2 separate regions of the Homo sapiens genome follow, and region 1 is linked to region 2. A link is a loop called in an ENCODE intact Hi-C map of the cell type or tissue named here. Cell type or tissue: endothelial cell of umbilical vein. All regions are shown on one strand. Links, peaks and the distances in the headings refer to the core of each region. The heading gives the core; the rest is flanking DNA. Region 1 holds the start of LOC105373822 (a long non-coding RNA gene). Region 2 overlaps HECW2 (HECT, C2 and WW domain containing E3 ubiquitin protein ligase 2).

Region 1 (9,094 bases), core at 594-8,593, 61 kb after region 2:
ACCCAAAGTCTTCTCAAATAATGCTTTGATATTTTCAACTTTTTTCTTTGTATTTCCAATAGGGCCTATTTACTGCCTAAAAATGCCTAAAGAAGGATTTACTTTTCTGATTCACATGCATATGTTTTCCCTCCAGATTAGAAGTGCTACAAGTCATCTGGAGTGAGTTGTACAGTTCAAAACATTCTGCACAATGAGCCAAACAAAAACAAAACTCACACTTCTAGAGGGGAAGAAAATGTAAGCCAAGAGAAACACAATCAAAATGCAGAGTGTGCCAACAAGCCACACCTCGTCAGCTTGATGTTCTACTAAATTCCTTCTCCTTTGGGACTTATTTCTATAGAGACCATCTCTCTGTTCCATAACTAAAACTAGAAGTTGCTAGGAAACAGGCTTCTCAGGACACAACTGAAGGGGAGAGGCTGCTTCCTACCAAAAGGTATAGAAATCTGAAGCTATTTCTGACATACATGCTATTGTTACGAAACCTGGATTCTCAGCACATCTATTTCACAGAGCCCAAGAGAGAATTTATTATGCATGTTCCTGTTTAGCCACACAGTATTAAATTTGTGACTTAACCTGAACCTCAAAAATCTTTTCCTGTTCTAGCATGGTGTTTCCTCTTTTCTTTCACTTCCTCTCCAAATGTATCATTTTACCTACTTTCATTTAATAGTATCCAAAAAATTGTTTTGCACATTTTCATGTTATTAATTACTCATTTGAAAGATTATTCCCAACACAGTATTGGTCCTATTAAAGCACTGAAAATTTCCACATGGCTTGGAGTTACTGTGTTCAGAATTTTTATATCAAAATTGTTGTTGCTTCTTTTAAAAACAACCTGGTGGCTTTCACAGATATTAAAATAGTCCTTAACACTCTCCACGAAGTAGTAACTACCAAAGCAGCCCACTCATTCTTTATCTTGCCTTTAAAAGCAGTTGTTACCCTTTTCCCTTTCTTGTATTTCTAGCTGTGTTAGTGGCTCTATTAGGAACAACTGCAGGTACAAGAAAGCCTGCTGCTGACTTAAACCAAGAGAAGAACATTTTTTCCCACATATAACATGAACTTCAGAGTGCCAGTCCAAGATCTATTTTCTGCTCTGCCATCCATAGCTTTTTATTCTCTTGATTGATGCCTCATGATTGCTACATGGATGCAACAGCTCAAGAAATCGTGTCTTTTCACCAGAGTTCCAAGTACAAGAGAAGAGGAAGTTTAAAAGACTCTTCATGAAACTCTGGCTTTTCATTGGAAAGCAAAGTTCCCCCAAAGGTTTCCCATTAGATCTCATGGGCAAGAACCGAGTCACATGTCTACTTCTAGACTACTCAATGTTTGGATTAGCATACAAGTTTAGACCTTTCCTGAGCCTGGGGGGGGCCTACCTGCCCTGAGATTAAGGACTTACTGCTCACAATGACCCTATCAGGGTTCTGACTACAGAGCGAAGGGGGCAGAAAATGGACCCTTGTGGGGTCTGGGATGCCAGGTCCTCATCCCTCTTTCCTGCTAGGGATAGAAATCTATTAGAAAATACAGTAAGAAGTGACAACATAGATGTAAGCAATCAATTTTATTCAGTTCTTTGGAAATGGCTAGAGGGGAAAATTGAGACCTCTTATCTCCCACCCTAAATCAAATTATAAAGGAACTTCCGCTTCAGGCCTTAATGAAGTAATTAGCACCAGACTAGCTTTCCCAATGTACATAACTGTAAAATTAGAAGTAGAAGTGGTTTTCAGACATTGGAAAACAGATGGTATTAGACTATAATCTCAGAGAAAAGAGAAACTTATGAGGTGACTCTATGATCACCCAGATCTCAGATGGAGGACAATTTCCTGAGTGTAGAGCAAGAAGCTAGAGTCCATAGCAGTTCTGCTGAGCTTGGATACAGAGATCTGAGTCTGAGTCAACCGGAGTACTAGAATCTCCAGGCCAGGGCCCTGGAAAGAAAAGAGCTCTAGAAGGATGAGGGCCAGAAGTCCACAAAGGGGATCCCCTACAAATCTTGGCCAAGGTCTGGGGTGCACATGCTCAGAAAGAAATGACCAAGGCTTTATAGAGAGCAGCTTTACAGGGCTGAGAGGAAAACAGAGTGACCAGAGGTTAAGCAGTGCTGGTGAATGCTGGAGCTACAGCCCAGCCAGAGTGAAGAGACCTGGCTAGCACTCCAGGTATCCAGCTAAGACATCAGAAATGCTGCTGCTCAGGAGTAAGCAGAATGTACTAATATAAGGCCTACCATACACTGATTTTACCACAGCCCAAAAGCAAGACCTAACAAAATTCACAGGGGAGACCAAATTCGGAGGATGAATTCCATCAAGTTAGAAATAGTAGAAAAATACACTGGCCTTTCCACAGATCCAGTCTAACAAAGTGTAAAAAATCAAACCTATACAAGCTCAAAGAAATAAACCTGCTTATTAGAAAAAAAATCAACACTGTTATTCCACAGAATTCAGAATTTCTACCACATAGAATCCTTAATATCCAGTGTAAAATCAAAAAGTGCTAGCTATGCAAAGAAACCAAAAAATAAGAACCATGGTCAATGAAAAAAAAAATAGTCAATAGGAACTGATCATGAGATGGCCTAGATGTTGAAATTAGAAGACAGAATCTTTAAAGTAGCTATATTCAATTCAGTTTGAAGAACTGAACAAAAATATGATCTGAATGAGTTAACACACAAGAAATCTCATAAGAGAAATGAAAACTAGAAAAAGAGAAATGCATATTCTAGAAATGAAAAGTCAAATAACTCAAAGTTTAAAAATCCATTGGGTGGGACTGACAACAGAATGAAGACAAAAAAAGGGCAAAGTTAGTGAACTTGAAGATAGATAAATAGAAATTATCAAATTTGAATATCAAAGAGGAAAGATGTTGAAGGAAAATGAACGAGAGCCTCGGGGCCTTGCAGAACAACATGAAATGATTCTAACATATGCATAACTGGCATCTCAGAAAAAGAAGAAAAAAATAAAAACAGAAAAAATATTTGAAGAAATAGTGGCCAACATTTGTCCAAATTTCATCAAAAACATTAACTTACGAAGCTCAGAGAATATCAACTGGAATAAATAAAAAGAAAATCACACCTAAGTATAGCATAGACAAACTGCTGGAAACCAAGATAAAGAGAAAAATCTTGAAAGTAGCCAAAGGAGGGGAAAAAAGACATGTAACATACAGGGGAACAAAGACACAATGATAACTTACATGAGAAAGACACAGAAGCTTCTTGAAATAAACTGATGAAGAGTTATCATTTTTCAAAAGGGATTTATTTCCTAATTCTGCTTTCCTAGTGACAACCTTGGATTAATTCCAGACTTAGGACTCTGACCTATACTTCTTCCTCTAGAAAGTAAAATATAACAACATCAAGATTTTGTGGGTTTGGTCACTTGGAGATAAGATTCATTGCGGTTGGAATTCCTTAGTTCCTTCCTGATTAAATTTAGACAGGGAAATAAAGCAAGTGTGTGTATGGGAATCAACTTTTTAAGTGATTCTAGCAGTTTAAAGATTAAGTTATTCGTACACAAAATAAATCATCTTATATGAGAAAGTAAAACTGATTATTTCCCAAATAAATATCATAAAAGGATTTTTTAAACTACAATTTGGTATTTGTAGTCTCATATTAAGTCTTCTATTAAGATTATAAAATAAAAGCTAAAATGGTAAAAAATGAGAAAGTCTAAAGAGAAGTTATATGAAGTGCAAAAGAGTGAAATTACATTCAAATCAAAAGGGTTACATCTAAAGTCCCAACAAAACTAAGACTTTTTGTGAACATAATGATACAAATGTAATTTTTAAATTATGTATCTTCCTCAATTTGATTATATTTTAAAACACACTTAGGGAAAATGCTGTGAAGACTTTTCCCCTTTTTTGTTTACCATAAGGAAAAAAAAGAGAGATAACAATTCATTAAAGCTTTGCCCAGTTTAGATTTTTTGCTTTCCAGCATGATTAACCATTAAGAGTTATATAAGTGAATACAAATCAAATGTTTTTATTTCAGTCAATATAAAATTCTTTATCCCAGAGAAAAATAAATTTCAGTGGCTTTAACAATCTAACAAAATTTCAGCAAGAGTGTTGTTTTGCCTCAAACAGGGCTTCTCAACAGTGGTGCTATTGGCATTTGGGGCTAGATCACTGTGGAGGGAGGCTGTCCTTTACATTGTTGGATGTTTTACAGCACCCTGGCTTCATATCCCCCTACCCAGTTGTGACAACCAAAAATGTCTCCAAACCTTGCCGAATGTCCTCTAGGGGGCAAAATCTTCCCTGGCTAAGAAGTACTGCCATAAACAGATGGGTCTTTTTTTCCTCTGATTTATTCGTTAAAAAAAAAAGGGCGGCGGGGTGATGGGGGGATGCTTGGCTTACAACTTACATTGAAAGCAACAATGTCTTCCTAATATCTGATGCTAAATTTTGGAGAGAATTTTCTTCATTCAATGAAAAAGTTCTCCAACTTTGGAAAATGTTAGATTTTATTATTGGGTTGGATTTCAATTTTCTTTTTGTTTAGTTGGTAGGTTAGATTTTTGCTTTCCAATGTGGCAGACATCGTACTTTTTGGGATGTTTCATTCATCGCTCACTCAGCAAATGTAAGTTCACTAAGAACAACAAGCGTAAATTAGCTAAACAGAGCTGAACTGTTTTTATTAAAGCAAATAGCAATTATTTATAAGTCATTTGTCAGGAAAACATGACACTTCCTTCCCCTAATTGATCTAGAACAGAGTCATGAAATTTAAAAATAAAAAGACATCTTAGGCTACAAGTAGTTCTTAACAAAACTCAAATTTTAGAAAATACAGAGCTTTTAAAATATGTCATCTAAATCTACACGTCTCTTTCATCAGTTTAAAAATGTTAGTAAATGTTAATAGATATCTCTTTCTAAAATGGGACTGCTGATCAAGAGAAAGGTGAAGTTTTATTGGTGCAATTACTTTTGCATCGACCTAAGAGAAAATACTGTAACACCTGCAGGTTCTGAAGGTTCTGACATTTAATGAGGTAGAGATGTAACCACAAACTTCATAATATAAGCAAATGTACTGTTGAATCTCCTCCTCCCAAAGAAGAAAAAAAATAAATTCCCAGAATCTGCTATGTGTATATGTGCATGTGAATTTTTTTCCAGAAGAAAATACAGAATGGTAAAAATGTCAAACTAAAAACTTGTATGCTCTGAGTCACATGCAAGTCCATTCCACTTGACTCACCTATATGATAAAGTCCAATCCAATCACTGGGGTCCACCTCCTCTTTAATGTCCCAGAAGATAATGAGGTTCTGGGCTTGCCCCAGCGTGTACTCGTACATGCTGGCAGTTAAGCTGGAGCGGCTCTCAGAAGTCACCAGGTCGGTGTCGCTGTTGGCCCGCTGCAGGGTCATGTTCTCTGGCATGGAGCTCTGGGCGGCAAGGCTCTGGAGGTTCTCTGGGCTCAATGTGTACCGCATCTGGGGATTTCGACGCCTCACAAAAAGCAGGTGCTCCCGGGCTGAACTAGCCATCCCGTCTGCTTCTCTGGGATTGGCTGCCTACAAAGCTGCAAGAGACAGATAAACATAAAACATTAGTGCTACAATACGAAGAATCAGATTTAAGCTTTCCAGACATAAAGCCTTAAAGGGTGTTTAATAAGCCTGATCATGCAATAATCTTCTGTTGTCAAAATAAAACCTATTATTCTACTGTTAAATGATGATGTCAGAAACAGCTTCTATAGAGTCAAGTCACATGATGGCAAAGGCTGTCACATGCCTGCGACCCTCGATTTCACTTGGCACAGCTTTCTCCTAGCAATCAAGGAGGAGAGGATTTCCTTGCCATCCCTTTTAGGTCTATCCTTTCCCAAACACCCCACGTTCAAACATGGCATCCTCTTCTCGTTTTCCATCCCACACACATATTTATTTGCTGCTGCAATGAAATTTTAAAATAGCGAGACACATGCTAAATACAGTTGAAGTACACCATTAAGTACAAGTTCACTTGCTCAGTTTCCTTAGCATAAGAATGTAACTCACTGAAATCTTTTCAGGAGCTTGCTCAAATGTTACCTCTTCTCCTAAATACAGTGGCCATCACATTTAAAACTGCAGCACCCCAGCATTCCCCATCCCTCCTTTCTTGATTTTTCTCTATAGCAATTTTTGTGATCTAACGTACCATACAATTTACTTATTTATTTGGTTATTGTCTACTTCCCCTGACAAGAATGTAAGTTTCACAAAGGCAGGGATTTTCATCTGTTTTGTTGGCTACTTTATCCCCAGTGTCTACAACAGTGCCTGCTACACGGTACATGTCGATAAATATTTGTTAAATAACAGATGCAGGAAGAGTAAGCATCTTTCTCCTAGATACTTCTTGAAATAACTTTTATCTCCAGTCCCTTTCCTGAGCCTGCCCCTTGCCATCCTGACTTTCTGGCTGGTCCACATTATTTGGGCCATCTGGATCATGATAAGCTATTTCCTTTGGCTCCCGATAAGCTATTTCCTTTGGTTCCAAAGGAACAAGGCCTTCCCTGTTGGAACTTAGACAGCCCCTTTTTGGCTCACTGAGTCTAGTTATAAAATACTTCCAGATACAGACAGAGACTCCAGTACCTCCTGTACTTTAACGCAGCACAACTAAGGTTCTATCTACCAGCGCCTTACCTGTTTGCCATGGGTTTACATTACCTCACTCGGATCTCACTAGCTTTACATAGAATTGATCTGATTTTCTTCTGTACCATCCCTTTCAGAACTACATAATCCACTCATGAATTTATGGATTTCACATTTATTCCGCAATCTTGGTACCTGCCACCATCTTCATTATGCCATGTTTCATCTCAGGGCAAACCCTATTGGGTCCTGGGAAGTCTATGAAAAAACTTTCTGCCACTCACACTACCACTTCTCATATGATATATTTCAACACCCACTGCATGAGTTTTCATTTAAAAAACAAACAAAGTAACCTTGGGTGCAATATTTACATGACAGCTAACGACCTTGGCTACTGAGTCTGAGAGGAGGGCAAGGGAAGATAGGGTTTTTTCTCCCATCCTCCCATTGAGTTCACAGACACTTTGGATGAAGAGGACATGCTCCTGTGCTAGGTTTATAGCACTTGCAAATGTATTTATTCAAATAGTTTCTGCCATAAAGTAGATCTCATACTTTGAGCACTATCTCTTGAATGAAAATAACTTGGACAAGATATCTTTTGTGAAAAGGATAGAAATAAAAATGAACAGATAAGCTGATTTACTCAGTTCAATGGTTTTAAATCCCATATCTCTCTTCATAAAGTTGGCACTTATTTTCTGTATGTGGTCTATGGTAACTCTGATACCATAAAAGAATCCATAATTATTAGAAAATCTCCAATCTATGAAGCTTAAAATACAGGTCAACTTCTAATCTGATAGTTTCAAGAAATTTCATTTTACTGACTTTCAACAGGCCATTATTTCTTTATAAACTCAGTGAGTCATGCAGCACATCAGCTTCAGCAAGAACTATAAATAATCAACTCCTAACACATTGTAGTTGAATAAAAAATGCAGGCTGTATATAACTAAACTACTTCCCTGAAAGAAAGAAATAGGCCACAACCCTTATAGCTTAAAATCACAACAGAAGAAATACTGACAATTATTCCTCTCTAGAAAAAAGTGAAATAACATGTATGTATGCCCACATTACTGTTTTTAAATTATCTGTATTTAAGCAGAGAGACAGGTTAGCACAGCAGCTAAGAGAAAAAGCTCTGAAGCCCAACTTCTGGATTTCGGTTATATCTTTACTTTCTATCACTCTATGATCTTAGACAATTTATTTTAACTCTCTGTCCCTCTGTTTCCCCACCTATCCAGGAAGAACATAACATCTGCCTCATAGGATTTTGGAGAGAACTAAATAAATCAGTACAGATAAAACATTTCAAACAGTGTCTGGCATATAGTAAGTGCTTGGTCAAGTTTAGTTATTAATACCATTATGTGACTACATTCTACTTTAATTATATCAAGAACTGGTTTTAATACTCCCATAATTCCCACCACCCCTTCTACTTAATCAGCATCTTCAGTATTTCAAAGCATAGCGCCTAACAGAAACAAAAGAGCCTTGTAGGCAGTGAGGACCTCAGATATCTCAGAGCCCAAGCTTTGGCCCCATAACACTGACAAGAGCCATTCCCTGGTCTTCGAGCCGGGCCTGGTGGCACGCGCCTGTAATCCCAGCACTTTGGGAGGCCGACGCAGGCGGATCATGAAGTCAGGAGATTGAGACCATCCTGGCTAACATGGTGAAACCCCATCTCTACTACAAAATAGAAAAAATTAGCCAGGCGTGGTGGCGGGTGCCTGTAGTCCCAGCTACTCGGGAGGCTGAGGCAGGAGAATGGCATGAACCCAGGAGGCGGAGCTTGCAGTGAGCAGAGATTGCACCACTGGACTCCAGTCTGGGCGACAGAGCGAGACTCCATCTCAAAAAAAAAAAAAAAAAAAAAGTTGAAACTCAACTTCATCACCAGTAGTGGGTTCATCGTTCATGCAAAAATAACTGTGCTCCTCCTAAGTGAAAAGCATTAAGGATACAACAGAGCAAAAGTCAAAGTCCCTAGTTCAAAAAAGCCTGCATTCTAACAAGAAAAGACACGCAACTAAGGGCCAAAAACCAAATACATAATACATATTTGTTTTCAGTGAAAGAACAAAAAGAGCTAGAAATGTGTGAATCTGCTAGCTTAATTGCACCTGCAAAAATGTATGGAGCATCTACTACTACATGTCTACCATAAAGCTGCAGTGTATGCTAAATAGTAAAAAGAGTAAGGTTTTTTTTTTTTTCAATTTCTTTCTTTTCTTTTCCTAACATAGCCCTTTCCCTGTGGGAACTTGAAATTTTGGGGAACAAAAGCAAATATTCATATATGAGATAATTCAAGCTGGTATCAATGGCACTTTATATACATGTATAATTAGTCTTAACAAATTTGTGGGGACAATAAATGTTGTAGGGCATCTGAAAGTGAT
Region 2 (9,094 bases), core at 325-8,324:
TATACATAAACCATCTGCACTTCCCCCGCAACCCACTACCCTTCCCAGCCTCTGGTAACCATCATTCTATCCTCTATCTTCATGAGTTCAATTGTTTTCATGTTTAGTTCCCACAAGTAAGTGACAACATGCGAAGTGTGTCTTTCTGTCCCTGGTTTATTTCACTTAACATAATGACCTCCAGTATCATCCATGTTGTTGCAAATGACAGGATCTCATTCTTTTTCATGGCCGAATAGTACTCCATTGTGTGTGTGTGTGTGTGTGTTTGTGTGTGTGTGTGTGTATGGTACATAGATACATATATATATGAGATACATAGATACATATATATATGAGATACATATATATGATACATATATGAGATACATATATATGATACATATATATATATCACATTTTCTTTTTCCATTCGTCTGCTGTTATAAACTTAGGTTGCTTTCAAATCTTGGCTATTGTGAACAGTGCTGCAGCAAACAGTGCAGATATCTCTTCGATATGCTGATTTCCTTTCTTTTACATATATACCTAGCAGTGTAATTGCTGGATCATATGTTAGTTCAATGTTTAGTTTTTAGGAACTTCCAAACTGTTTTCCATAGTGGTTGTACTAATTTACATTTCTACCAAGGTGTACAAGGGTTCCCTTTTCTTCATATCCTCACCAGCATTTTAAAAGCCATTTTAACTGGGGTAAGATGATATCTCATTGCAGTTTTGCTGTGCACTTCTCTGCTGCTAGATATATTGGAAGTCCATTGTACGTTGTTTCTTTTCTCCTACTGCTTTTAGCATCCTTTCTTTATCCTTGACCTTTGGGAGTTCCATTATTAAATGTCTTGAGGTAGTCTTGTTTTAGTTAAATCTACTTGCTGTTCTATAACCTTCTTGTATTTGAATATTGATATCTTTCTCTAGGTTTGGGAGGTTTTCTGTTATTATCTCTTTGAATAAACTTTCTACCACTATCTCTCTCTACCTCCTGATTAAGGCCAATAACTTAGATTTGCCCTTTTGAGGCTGTTTTCTAGATCTTGTAGGCATGCTTCATTCTTTTTTATTCTTTTTTGTCTCCTCTGACTGTGTGTTTTCAAATAGCCTGTCTTCAAGATAATTTTTTCTTCTGCTTGATCAATTCTGCTGCTAAGAGTCTCCGAGGCATTCTTCAATATGTCAGTTGCATTTCCAACTCCAGAGTTTCTGCTTGACTCTTTTTAGTTATTTCAAGCTCTTTGTTTAACTTATCTGATAGGATTCAAAATTCCTTCTCTTTGTTTACTTGAATTTCTTTTAGTTTCCTCAAAACAGTCACTTTGAATTCTCTGTCTGACTGACCACAAATACCTGCCTCTCCAGGATTGGTCACCAGTGTCTTATTTAGTTCCTTTGGTGAGGTCATGTTTTCCTGGGTGGTCTTGATGCTTGTGAATGTTCTTCAGGGTCTGGGCTTTGAAGAGTTAGGTATTTATTGCAGTCTTTACAGTCTGGGCTTGTTTGTGCCTGTCTTTCTTTGAAGGTATTCCAGATATTTAAGGGACTTTGGTGTTGTGATCTAAGTTTTTGATCACTGCAGCCACATCTTCATTAGGGGGCATCCCAAGCCTAGTAACAGCGTGAGTCTTGCAGACTCCTATAGGTACCACCTTGGTAGTCTTGGATAGGATCTAGAAGAATTCTGTGGATTACCTGGTAGAAACTCTTTTTCTCTTCCCTTACTCCTCCTAAACAAATGGAGTCTCTCTCTCTCTCTCTCTCTCTCTCTCTCTCTCTCTCTCACTGATGAGCTCTCTGAACCTAAGAGAGGAATGACACATGGACTCCTGTTGTCACCACCACTGGGACTGCACTGGGTCAGACCTGAAGCCAGCACAGCACTGGGTCTCACCCAAGGCACATGTTAACCACTGCCTGGCTACCACCTATGTTCACTCAAGGGCCTAGGGCTCTACAATCAGCACAGCACATAACAAAGCTAGCCAAGCTTGTGTCTTTCCCTTCAGGGCAGCAAAATCCCCTCAGTCCTGGGCAGGCCTAAAGATGCCATCAAGGAACCAGGGCCTAGAGTAGGAAACCTTAGGAATATACTTGATGTTCTATTCCACTGCAGCTGAGCTGGCACCCAAGCCACAAGACAAAGTCCTTCCACTCTGCCCTCATCTTTCCACAAACAGAGGCATTTCTCCCTATGGCCACTACTGCCCTAGGTCCATGGTGAGCACTGCCTGGCTACTACTGATATTCATTCAAGGCTTACAAAGCTCTTTAGTCAGCTTGTGGTGAATGCTGCCAGGCCTGGAACTCTCCCTTTAGAGCAGTGGGCTCCCCTCTGGCCCAGGGTATTTCCAGAAATGCCATCTAAAAGCCAAGACCTAGAATTGAGGACACCAGTGGGGAGTGTCCTCACCCATTGTGGACAAGCTGGTACCTAAGCAGTAAGACAAAGTCCCCTTACTCTTCCCTCTTCTTTTCTCAAGCAGAAGGAGTCCCTCCCCTTAGCTGCCACAGCTGGGAATCTGCTGGGTCATACCTGAAGCCAGCATGTCTCCAAGTCTCAGCAAGGCCCATGGTGAGTACTACCTGGATACTGCTGCTGATTATTTAGGGCCCAAGGGCTCTTTAGTCAGCAGGTGATGAATCCTGACAGGTCTGAGTCCTTCCCTTCAAGGAAGTGAGTTCCCTTCTGGCCCAGGCTGTGTCTAAAATGTCATCCAGGAGCTAGGGCCTGGAATGGAAGCCTCAAGACTCTGTCTGGTGTCGTATCCTACTGTGGCTGAGCTGGTATCCAAGTTGCAAGACAAAGTCCTCTTTATTCTTTCCTCTCTTCTCCTCAAGTGGAATGCAGGGGTCTCTTTTGGAACTGTGAGCTGTGCTGCCTGGGGGTGGGAGAGGGATGGCACAAGCACTCCCCTGGCTACCCCAGCTGGTGTCTCACTAGGTCACAAGCCCCCAAAGTCTACTGGCTCTAAGCCCAGCACAGCACCAGGACTTGCCCAGGAATTGCAGTCCTTGTGGTCTAGACTGCCTTTAATGTTTATTTACAACCCCAGAGCAATTTAACCCATGGTGGCGAGGCTTCCTGGGATTCAGGTTCTGACTGCTAGAATGAGTGATTCCCCTCTGGCTAGGGCTGATCTAAATGCTCCCTCTGTGGGTGCCAGCTAGGTTCTGCCCAGCGTTGCTTTCTGCTGTGACAATACAGCACAGCATTTCAATGCAAAGTCCCACAATCACTGCATTCTCCCTCCCCTAAGCGCACAGATTCTCTCTCTGTGCCACTTGCTGCTGCTGGAGGATAGGGGGGATGCAGTGTCAGCAATGAAAAACTCTCTCTCCTACCCTGTTCAATGCCTCTTTCAGTGGCATGAAATTAAAACCAGATACTGTGATTGCTCATCTGATTTTTGGTTCTTATGAAGGTGTTTTTTTGTGTGTGGAGAGTCGTTCAATTTGGTGTTACTGTAAGAGGACAATCAGTGGAGGCTTCTATTCCACCATCTTGCTCTGCCCCCTAAAGTCTGCATTTTTAAACAGTTACCTCAGCTAATTCTGATACAGGTACTCTTTGAACCACATTTCTAACAGACAATGGTGTAGAGTCTTAAAATCCAATAGTCCATATATTAATGTACACGTATAGGTACATGTCATTTTTGATTTTGCATATTCATTTTATTAAACTCAAAAACAGACATACATCTGTACCTGTAATGTGTCCCCTACCTTAACAGCTCACAATTATTATGTTCAATCTACTTTTAAATAAAGAATAAAAAAGCATAGTAAAAGGACAAGCAAGTACAGGAATAAAGAAGACAGAAAGGGGCACTAACATGAGAACAAAGTTTTAGATTCTATTTAAGCTGAGAACAGTGCTCCACAAAATGTGGGCCATGGGTAAGTGCTGGTCCATGAATTGGTTGTTTATAATCTGAGATAGGTCTAGAAACTGACTGGAAGCTCTTAGAAACTTTTACAGAAATTTGTCAGAGTAATTTTATGTCTATTCAATCTAATAATAAAATTTTGGACTCATATTTTATAGATCTTGTATTTTATTCCATTTCTTTTTCTACTAGCTTATTTTCACTCTATTTTACAAAAGATCAATGTCCACAGGTAGTCTGCGAAGCACTGGTGAACTCTACAGAGAAGAACCGGCCTTCTTGGTTAGTCCAGTGAGCCTCTCCTAACCCAGGATTTTAATACAAAAGTGAATATCCTCAACTTCTCATAATTACTTACTGTGAATCTGTCAGCAATGAACGATCTCTGTTTTCTGTGAATCTACCAACTTCTTTTTAGCTTGTATCCCCTTTTAGAATAACATTTTAGTAACATTTCTTAAAAGTTTACTTTCAACAGTGTAAAGTAGTACTTTTTCACTTTTATTTTTCTTTTAATTTTCAAAGAGACCCTTGAGTCTTAACATTTGAGGATTCAGTGACGAATGCTATCATTGTATTAATATCTGTACCCTATCTGTGCATTTTTGCTAACATGAAACTATGGTCTCTCATTCTGCTATTCTCAAAAAGCAGGTCCTTTAACTGCTTTGCTCATCTTAATGCCAGGTCCCTATCAACTATCTAATGATTTTCTTGATATGTGGCAATAACAGTAATAAGAAGCACAAAGTATCAGTAAATTATTCTAGTCATAAATACATGGGACACGGATCTCATTTTGTGGTTTCCCTGCCTCCTAGTAAACTTTGAATCATAATTTTCTCCCTTATTGAAGACCTGCACTGTGAACAGTATTAAAGTTAAATGTTAGATATATTCTTTACGGTATCTGCTTCCTGGTTGATAATATCCTTTGGTGGTCCCCTACAGTTTCTACTTTTGGTATATAAGTGTTGCCAAGAATAACATTTTCCCTTTCCAAGTTAAACATGGTGTTTATAAAAGGTGTAGGATGGAGAACCTGGAAGTATGAATCTGTGCATACAATGGGTAAAGTCACAATAATAGCAACCACTTTCCCAGTTGCCAAGATCTCTGGCCAGGAAGAATAAAAATGAGGATTTTTTCCTCCCTACCTAATTGTGTCCCCCTTTGAGAAGAGTTAGGAAGTCAACTATTAAGTGTCCAAATTTGCTTTCTGATGCTTATAAGTTGCACACTAAATTTGTTCATTTTATTTGCTTAACATTTTTTTTAGAAACCCAATTTTTAAGACATTTTCTCATGTAATCGGTTAACTATATGACTAAGAACTCTCTGACAGCTTGTAGGCTGTCCAGAACAGCTTTGGTTCCGCGGCCAAAAATGGACACCTTTTTAGCTGTGTGAGGTTGGCCAAGTGATTTAACTCCCTAAACTTTAGTTTTCACATCTGTACAATTGGGATAACGAGGCACAGCCAGTACAATTTTGAGAGGATTGTGAAGCTACATAAAGTCAGCAGCACACGACCTGGTGCAGAGTCCACGCTTGCTGCAGTAAAAGCTCAGATATGAGTGTTGTTATTCTTAACAAGGAAGACTCTAAATCACTGAAATAAAATCTAGAGAAGTTCTTGGAATTTTCTCACTCTGACAAGTACACAAAATAGATAAAGGATAGTCCACCAGGAAGGCAGCTGGCTAGATGAACTGGCCTCTGCAGTCTCCTTGATCTAGGTTATCTAACATGCCCAAACCATGTTCAAATTCAGTACTTTGTTTGTAATTCAAGTAACATCTTTGGAGAAAAAGAATTGCCTGTTTTCAATTAACCAAAGGAATTATAATTATGTTAATTTCTTTTAGTGTACCACATACATTTGTTTCAGCACACTTTGGGAAAGGTTAAGTGGAGCAAATATAACTAAAATCACAGGACATCTTTGTAAAAGCAGATGGCATTCATCCAAAATGTCCTTCCTGGAACAAACTGTAACAACTTGATTCACTCCCACCCTTCCCTACCAAGCTATATTTAAAGGTCCGTAAGCATTTCCATCATAAACTGCTGTCATCAGGATTTGTAATTTTACCTTCTAACCTATTTCAGGGTTTATATACAAACATCTCAAACTTAAAAAAAGCTATTGTTTTTAAAATTTAACAACTTCCTTCAGTAAAGGATAAGAGTACAAGGGGAAACAAACAAAAAAGTAATGATTATACATGAAAAAAATTATCTGCCATGGCTTGATAAGCAAAATAAGGTGCATGCTCAAGAAATATGTGCCACCATTGGGAAGCCGAGGCGGGCAGATCACGAGGTCAGGAGATCGAGACCATCCCGGCTAAAACGGTGAAACCCCGTCTCTACTAAAAATACAAAAAATTAGCCGGGCGTAGTGGCGGGCGCCTGTAGTCCCAGCTACTTGGGAGGCTGAGGCAGGAGAATGGCGTGAACCCGGGAGGCGGAGCTTGCAGTGAGCCGAGATCCCGCCACTGCACTCCAGCCTGGGCGACAGAGAGAGACTCCGTCTCAAAAAAAATAAAATAAAATAAATAAATAAATAAATATGTGCCACCAAAGATTATATAAATTCAACGGTGAATAATATGTCATGATTCATAATAATTAGAAGCTAAATAACTGTCCAGAAATTAATGAAAAGGTAAATTGTGGTACAGTCATATTATAGGGTATTATGTAGCCATCCCATGATATTCTCAAATAATTTTTAATAACATGGAAAACGTTCATGAGATAATAAGTGGAAAAACATACTGCAAAATTATATGTACAATAGGAGCTTAACTGGATTATAAAATAAATATGTATACAATCTATATTTAAAGTTGTAAAAGAAATATGCCAAAATGTTCATAGTAGTTATAGCTTGGCTGGAAAACCTAAGTCCTTCATATTTGTCCATAATTTCCAAGTGGTGTACAATGAACTTGCATTACCTTACTAATCAGAAAAGAAACGCTTCATTGTGGCTTAGTGTCACAGACAAATACAGAAACAGTAATACAGGAAAAAAATGAAGGCTGGCATCTCTCTCTTATCTTTCTACATCCTCTGCACTGCCCTTGCAAATCTATCTTTAATCATCAACTATTTTGACATTTGAAAATCTTATTTGTACTGTGGATTTATGAAATATTCAGAAAGAAGTTTTCATTTATCAAGCAGTTTCCCCAAAAAGTGACCTTGTAGCTATCCACAAAGTATTATCAACAACTCATATCTCAAGATTCTAAAAAATACAAGTATCATCCACCATAAGGTCACCTCTAGGGGACAAAGCATAGACGTGGGATACATCCAGTAAGGGAAGAGTAAAAAAAAAAAAAAAGAAGCAAAGACGGCACATGAAAACTAGTTTTGGCCGGGCGCAGTGGCTCATGCCTGTAATGCCAGCACTTTGGGAGGTCGAGGTGGGCAGATCACAAGGTCAGGAGTTCAAGACCAGCTTGGCCAACATGGTGAAACCCCGTCTCTACTAAAAAATACAAAAATTAGCCAGTCGTGGTGGTGCGCACCTGTAATCCCAGCCACTCGGGAGGCTGAGGCAGAATTGCTGGAACCCAGGAGGCAGAGGTAGCAGTGAGCTGAGATCATGCCACTGCACTCTAGCCTGGGCAACAGAGTAAGACTCAGTCTCAAAAAAAAAAAAGAAAGAAAAAAAAGAAAAAGAAAACTAGTTTCAATCTGTTGAGCTGTTGTATTCAAAACTTCAAGTATTCAGCAGATATCAACTTAAAGAGAACTGTCCCAAATGGAATCATGACATCAATTTAAATCAAACATAAATATTAAAAGAATTCGGAGTCCCAGTCTATCTTAGAGCCTCTCTAACTCTGACTGGAAACAGACACAGACAGACACACACAGAAATCACACTGCAATCAATCATTGTGAGCATTCATGATCACAGATATTTCCAGTTTCTCTATAAACTTTAATAGATTCTACTTTTACTTTTTTCATTGAAATAATAGTTTTTGCCAGTTTGGGAAGTATGTTTTTAATTTCACAGCTTGTTACCACTGGGTTTTGAAAGAAAAGGAAGTGGTAACCTTTTTCAAAACATCAGGACGGGTAAAAGACTGGCAAGTGTATACTTGAGAATCAAAATTGATTATTAGTGGGAACACAACAGTGGAAAAAGATGTGGATATTGGTATCATGCAATGGCTAGGAAAAAGGAATCAAACATGAGAGGTGGGAAAACGTCTACAGAGAAACATCATCTATTTCAATTTTTCTAATGGAGATTGTCCAGAATAAAAGTGAAATAGCCTCTACTTATTACTGTATTGCAGTTATGCAGATATTATGAATGACACTTGTTCTATATCACCAATGCCATACATTTTTCCAAGGCTGATGAACACGTTCTTGAAGCTTATATGTCTACTATTCAAAGTACTTTCGCATGTACCTTCTTATGCCAGTTAGGAAAATCTGGTCCATTTGGATACACTGTCAGGTCCAATTCCCTCTATCAGTCTACGTTCCTTCAGGCTCAGAACCACGTTTTATTAATCTCCATTTTCCTAACAATTACCTAATGGTGGGAAGGGCACAATACATATTTTTGATTAAAAGAATAATAACACATTCTGAATCTTAGCTTTTATTACCCTCAAACTTTGCCCCAAACCAGAAGTGTGAAGTACTTCATAACTTATTGGTCTCCAAATTTGTATATTTAAGAGCAACTATTTAAACAACAATTTGAAGAGATACTAAGAATATAATAGACAAAAAGCCACATCAAAAATAATCTCATCATACTGAGAAGTAAAAAACAAGAATCCAACAACAAAACATAAATTAAAATAGATTTTCGGCTGGGCACAGTGGCTCATGCCTGTAATCCCAGCACTTTGGGAGGCCGAGGCAGATGAATCACAACGTCAGGAGTTTGAGACCAGCCTGGCCAACATGACGAAACCCCATCTCTACTAAAAATACAAAAATTAGCTGGGTGCAGTGGTGCGCACCTGTAATCCCAGCTACTCAGGAGGCTGAGGCAGGTAGCAATTGCTTGAACCAGGGAGGCGGCCATTGCAGTGAGCCAACATCACGTCACACCACTGCACTCCAGCCTGGGCAACAGAGCAAGACTCTGTCATAAAAAAAAAAAAAAGGGCCGGGCATGGTGGCTCACGCCTGTAGTCCCAGCACTTTGGGAGGCTGAA

The links. Hi-C counts contacts between places; a loop is a spot of excess contacts. Peaks named below come from ENCODE experiments on the same cell type or tissue, not always from the same donor. Only the 100,000 strongest peaks of a DNase experiment are listed, where the experiment ranks them.
Region 1: a loop joins it to region 2, with 2.3 times the contacts of the local background. A loop is called at or near these places in 10 of 110 quality-filtered maps.

Annotation. Positions count from the first base shown.
Region 1 is chr2:196,427,854-196,436,947 of GRCh38, forward strand. It overlaps HECW2 (HECT, C2 and WW domain containing E3 ubiquitin protein ligase 2), which reads right to left. Exons shown (of 29, transcript NM_001348768.2): 2 at 5,279-5,605. The coding sequence starts at 5,570. It overlaps LOC105373822 (a long non-coding RNA gene), which reads left to right and starts at 400. Exons shown (of 3, transcript XR_923746.4): 1 at 400-442; 2 at 7,931-8,018. In endothelial cell of umbilical vein, for the core only: a CTCF peak has its summit at 4,295 (motif pointing right); DNase peaks (open chromatin) are centred at 3,448, 6,498 and 7,488; H3K27ac peaks cover 418 bases.
Region 2 is chr2:196,367,608-196,376,701 of GRCh38, forward strand. The region is part of intron 2 of HECW2 (HECT, C2 and WW domain containing E3 ubiquitin protein ligase 2); the gene reads right to left. Among named protein-coding and RNA genes, the nearest start is that of HECW2-AS1, 110 kb to the left of the region's middle. In endothelial cell of umbilical vein, for the core only: no CTCF peak of the experiment used is centred there; DNase peaks (open chromatin) are centred at 4,904 and 5,794; H3K27ac peaks cover 1,745 bases.